Linked DNA regions of Homo sapiens: region 1 is linked to region 2. Evidence: chromatin contacts called from ENCODE Hi-C or POLR2A ChIA-PET data. All regions are on one chromosome and are shown on one strand. The core of a region is the stretch at or near the end of the contact, and the rest is flanking DNA. Distances in the headings are between cores, read along the strand shown. Region 1 has its middle 60 kb from the start of COX7A2L. Region 2 holds the start of KCNG3 (potassium voltage-gated channel modifier subfamily G member 3).

Region 1 (2,700 bases), core at 60-2,559, 73 kb after region 2:
ATCCATGCATGAGGGCAGATCCCTCATGTCCTAATCACCCCTTAAAGGTCCCACCTCTCAACACTGTTACACTGAGGATTAACTTTCCAACACATAAACTTTGGGGGACAAATTCAAACCGTAGCAATTGGTAATGTTTGATACTGTCGGTTTTACCACACCCTCATAAACATTGGCTTTTACCTCATTAAATTGTTTTCTGGTTTTACCACACCCTCATAAACTCTGGCTTTTACTTCATTACATTATTTTCTTAATGCAACAGATTAACAATGGCTTCTCACTGTGTCTCTTGTAATAACATCTTGGTTACCAATGACTATATGTTACAATCACTTTTAGTTACTAACCAACCAGATTAAAAAAACGCATATTGGATTGGTAGTTTAAAGAGGAAACAGAAAACAAACTTGTTAAAGCATTTGTCCACTGTGTGGGGCTGACTGCTCTTCTGCTGTGGTCCTGGATAAAATGCTTCATCTCTCTGGGTCTGTTTCTTGACTAAGATAATTTGTTGATGTTTTCTCTGGGTTTTTTCCCCAATTCTAAGATTCTGAGGTATTTTGCTCTGTTCTCCATTTGCAACTCCTAGTGACTAGGAGGGTATGGGGCCCACAGCTGGCCCCAAATAAACACTGAGAAATTGACTGAAAATTTTGATATGATCAGAAAAACATATTAGGCCTTAGAGTAGGAAGATATTACCAACAGAACAATAAGAACTCTTGTTCATTAAGAAAAAATAAATAAATTATAGATAATAAAAAAGAAGAAAATAAAAGTAATCTGTCATGCTATTTCCACGATCCTGCTCTGCTGTTTGACTCACTCCTGATTATCCTTTAGGTCTTAGTTTAAACGTTCCTTTCTTGGGGACTTGTTGACTGAACCCTATAATAGATTAGGTTCATCTTCTCTCATCCTGTTGATCTTTCTTTATTATTGTCACTTCTGAATTATAAATGCTTTACCAGAACAGCAGCCTTATATGTGTGATTAATTACTGTATCCCCAACACTTAGCACAGAGGCCAGCACATAATTGTTGCTCAGTAAATGTCGAATGAACACATAAATTCAAGTAATCATTTTTAACATTTTGGCATATTTCCTTTTGTGCTTTTTCCCTGTGAATATGTCTGTATATCAAGATAAAACATCTCAAAAATGAGATCAGTTTATACTATTGTTTCATGATTTGTGTTCTACTCTCATTGAGTCATTTTTGTGTGGTAGCGTTTTATGGTGAGTCATTCTTACTCATAAAGCTGCCCTTTTTGTTTCTAACAACATACAGTTGAGCAATGGGTGGTCTGGGCTAAGGATACAACCTGGAACTTAGATTGAAGAAATTGGTCAATTCAATTTTTTTAAATGGTCAATATGTCTAAACTGATAGGTTGTTGGAGAGGTCAGAATGATTTGTCACTGAGAGTGCTGGCCCTGTTGGTTTCTTTTTTCTTTTTTTTTCTTTTGAGACAGAGTTTTGCTCTTGTTACCCAGTCTGGAGTGCAATGGCATGATCTCGGCTCACTGCAACCTCCGCCTCCTGAGTTCAAGTGATTCTCCCTGCCTCAGCCTCCCGAGTAGCTGGGATTACAGGCATGTGCCACCACGTCCGGCTAATTATGTATTTTTAGTAGAGATGGGGTTTCATCGTGTTGGTCAGGCTGGTCTGAAACTCCTGACTTCAGGTGATCCACCTGCCTCGGCCTCCCAAAGTGCTGGGATTACAGACATGAGCCATCTCACCCGGCCCCCTGTTGGAATCTGAATCAAGTGCCAAGGAGGTTGAGGAAGGGCAATGATGACTAGCCTTTCTAGTGCACTTCCACTCATGTGATACTGCATAGTCTTTGCATTAATTCTGTAAGGTAGTTATTATTAACCCCCTCTTACAGATGAAGAAACTGTCTCAGGGTAGTTAAGTAACTTGTCCAAAAGCACACTAGCTCTTTGTAGCACAGCTGCAATTCAAACATAGATGTTCTAACACTGAGTCCTCTTTTATTTTATTTTTATTTTTTATTTTTTGAGACGGAGTTTCGCTCTTTTCACTCGTCACCCAGACTGGAGTTCAATGGTGTGATCTCAGCTCATTGCAACCTCTGCTTCCCGGGTTCAAGCGATTCTCCTGCCTCAGCCTCCTGAGTAGTTGGGATTATAGGGGCCCGCCACCATGCCCGGCTAATTTTTGTATTTTTAGTAGAGATAGGGTTTTCACCATGTTGGCCAGGCTGGCCTCGAGCTCCTGACCTCAGGTGATCTGCCCGCCTCAGCCTCCCAAAGTGCTGGGATTACAGGCATGAGCCACCGTGCCCAGCTGGGTCCTCATTTTATGTAGATTATGCAGATAGTAGTGTGGAAATCTCTGGTTACAGACTGACCGGCAGTCTCTGCTCTCTTGCTAGTAGTGCTGGCCTTGAAATCAGTTCTGCGATTTAACCCTGATGCACATGACCTGTTGTCTCCTCATTGCTGCTGTTTGTTAGTTTTGGATAGTTATTTTATTCTGTTGAAGTTATGTCTACAGAGCCAGAACATGAAATAAGTAGATGATCTTACTTTTAATCAGAAGGCTGAAAGTTCAAGCTGTATTGAGTAGCTGAGTGCTAAGGTTGGGCTTTCCAGTTCTGGTTTAGCAAACCTTTGATTCAGTTTCCACTTCCTTAAGTCCAGCCTTTTGCAAGGATATTAAGAA
Region 2 (2,700 bases), core at 27-2,526:
CACATTTTCAGTTGTCTGCCTTTTCACTAGGAATCCACTTAAGAACCAGCGCAAAAGGACTCCGTTTGGCGACCTCTAGCGGGCACCGGACAATCCTACAAAATTACGAAAAGTAGAGGGCAATGAAAAACTCTTCCCTTTAACCAGCCAGGTTACCCTGTGGTCAGATGACCGCATCTCACCCTACCCCACCCTTATTTTTTTCTTCTAGTATTTGTTTTGCATCTAACACGGTTCGCCTTACAACTCACCTGTCTCGCCTCCGGCGGGCTGGGCTGCCGGTGTCGGGTGTCAGGTGAATGAATTGCTGGTAGCAGTTTAAAATAATCCCTGCCAAGTGGAACCCGCTTTCTGGGCACGGACAAGAGCGCGGGGTAGATCGCTCTGCGGAGCCTTCACGGGGCTCTTCCCGCTCGGAGGGCCGGTGCTGCAGCCGGGTCAGGGGTGCGCGGGGGAAATCAAGATATTTTGAAAAGGAGGATGCAGACGAAGACCAAGAGAAAGGCTGTTTTTGCCGGTGACAAGGCGTTCCTCCCCAGACTTTCATCCCACTCTAAGGGCAGCATCTCGAGAGGGTCCAGGCGCGCTACACGTTAGGCGCCTTCTCAGGACTCGCGCCCCAGAACGTGGGGGCCGGGGCCGGGTCGGGGACCGCTTCCCTCCGCGGGCTGGCAGGCGGCACCGAGGCTGGGGGATGGGGCGTGTAGCCGCCCTCTGAGCACGCGGTACGTGGGTCGCCCCGCGCGGCGGTAGGAAGAGCAAAGTCGGCAGGAAAAGCCGTGGCTGGGATGCCTTCCCTGAGAAATCCTTAGGGGCGATGTCAGAACCCGAGCTGGGCTCCGGACAGTTTCTGGAAAAAGCTCTCCAAACGCCGTCTGTCCCCGCACCCGAGTCCACACTGGGCTTTGAACCAGGGCTGTTAAAAGGGGCCCTGGGGACTGCCCAATTCATCCCGATGGCCCAGGGCAGGACGCGGGAGCAGGCATCCCGGCGCTGGGCTCCCCGCTCCCCCGCCCTGCGGACCCCTCCCCGCCACTACGGGCCGGAGCGGAGGGGGAGGACGGCGTCACGAGGCGGGGAGCCCGAGGTCCAGGGCGGGGCGCCCGGGAATCCCAGCCCGAGCAAGCCGGGGAGGTGCGGGCGCGGGCGGGAAGCGGAGGGCGGCGCGGAGGGAGGTGAGCGGCGCGCGCGGAGCCGGCGGGCGAGGAGGAGGACTGCACAGAGGCCCCGCCCCCGCCGCCGCGAGCCGGCTCTTCGCCGCCTCCGAACCCGCTCACTTTGCCTCTCGCCTCTGGACGGCGGCGGGGCGGCCGCCGGATTCGCGGCCGCAGGGAGCGCCGGAGACGGGGAGCTATTCCGCCCCGGCGGCTCCATTCGGCGCCCGCAGCCCTCAGGGGGTCGGCCCCGCGGCTTGGGAGAGGGCACCGCGGCCTCGGTGTGCGCAGCCCTCGGGCGCGAGGGTCGGCGGCGCGGACACAGCCGCGTTCCCAGCCGGTGGGGCTCAGCGCTGGCGCCGGCGAGGACTCCCCGGCCACCCGCAGGTACCGCCGGGCGGAGGGCGCGCTACTAGCAGCGCCGGAGATACTCGAGCCCAGGGACCCCCGGGCCAGCGGAGGGCAGGAGCGGAGCCCCGAGGGAGCGCGGGCCCCGACGGCGCGCTCCCCCGTCAGCCACGGGCAGGCAGGCCCCGCGTGGCGGCTTGGGGTGGGGGGCTGCAGCGGGGCCCTCGGGCCGAAAGTCCCCCGGGCGGCCAGCCATGACCTTCGGGCGCAGCGGGGCGGCCTCGGTGGTGCTGAACGTGGGCGGCGCCCGGTATTCGCTGTCCCGGGAGCTGCTGAAGGACTTCCCGCTGCGCCGCGTGAGCCGGCTGCACGGCTGCCGCTCCGAGCGCGACGTGCTCGAGGTGTGCGACGACTACGACCGCGAGCGCAACGAGTACTTCTTCGACCGGCACTCGGAGGCCTTCGGCTTCATCCTGCTCTACGTGCGCGGCCACGGCAAGCTGCGCTTCGCGCCGCGGATGTGCGAGCTCTCCTTCTACAACGAGATGATCTACTGGGGCCTGGAGGGCGCGCACCTCGAGTACTGCTGCCAGCGCCGCCTCGACGACCGCATGTCCGACACCTACACCTTCTACTCGGCCGACGAGCCGGGCGTGCTGGGCCGCGACGAGGCGCGCCCCGGCGGGGCCGAGGCGGCTCCCTCCAGGCGCTGGCTGGAGCGCATGCGGCGGACCTTCGAGGAGCCCACGTCGTCGCTGGCCGCGCAGATCCTGGCTAGCGTGTCGGTGGTGTTCGTGATCGTGTCCATGGTGGTGCTGTGCGCCAGCACGTTGCCCGACTGGCGCAACGCAGCCGCCGACAACCGCAGCCTGGATGACCGGAGCAGGTACTCCGCCGGCCCTGGGAGGGAGCCCTCCGGGTAGGACGCACTGCTTCTCTACCCGTCCCGTCCGTCCTGTCGCGTCTGTCCGTCCCGTCCATACGTCCCGTCTCCGTCCTGTCCGCCTCCGGGCGACCGAGCCAGCGGGGTGCGCGCCCAGCGAGGCCCAGGCGCGGCCAACTACGGGACCGGTCGGTCCCCACTCCTACCCCGTTGTCCGGGGCACCAGCGGGGTCTGGCCCTTACACTAGACGCACCTCTTGAGGGCGAAATCCTCAGGCATGGGGAGGGGCGTGTAGAGATAGACAAATGTCCCCT

Evidence for each region. Hi-C counts contacts between places; a loop is a spot of excess contacts on that map. ChIA-PET counts read pairs that join two places held with the same protein, here RNA polymerase II (POLR2A). Pooled maps may share reads with other maps.
Region 1: a loop to region 2 is called in a pooled map, with 7 times the contacts of the local background. The contact joins the enhancer-like site here to the promoter of KCNG3 in region 2. A Hi-C loop is called at or near these places in 4 of 50 pooled maps. POLR2A ChIA-PET finds 5 or more read pairs at or near these places in 2 of 52 experiments (AG04450 and activated B cell).

What each region holds. Positions count from the first base shown.
Region 1 is chr2:42,419,565-42,422,264 of GRCh38, reverse strand. It overlaps a transcript of KCNG3 not described here. Among named protein-coding and RNA genes, the nearest start is that of COX7A2L, 60 kb to the right of the region's middle. Within about 2 kb of position 1,309, at least 5 of the 41 ENCODE cell types and tissues checked have a DNase peak (open chromatin) inside an H3K27ac peak, as active enhancers do.
Region 2 is chr2:42,492,558-42,495,257 of GRCh38, reverse strand. KCNG3 (potassium voltage-gated channel modifier subfamily G member 3) reads left to right here and starts at 1,276. Exons shown (of 2, transcript NM_133329.6): 1 at 1,276-2,421. The coding sequence starts at 1,757. It also overlaps a transcript of MTA3 not described here. RefSeq lists enhancers at 1-249, 1,574-2,331, 2,332-2,700 and silencers at 1,004-1,083, 1,174-1,223, 1,404-1,493.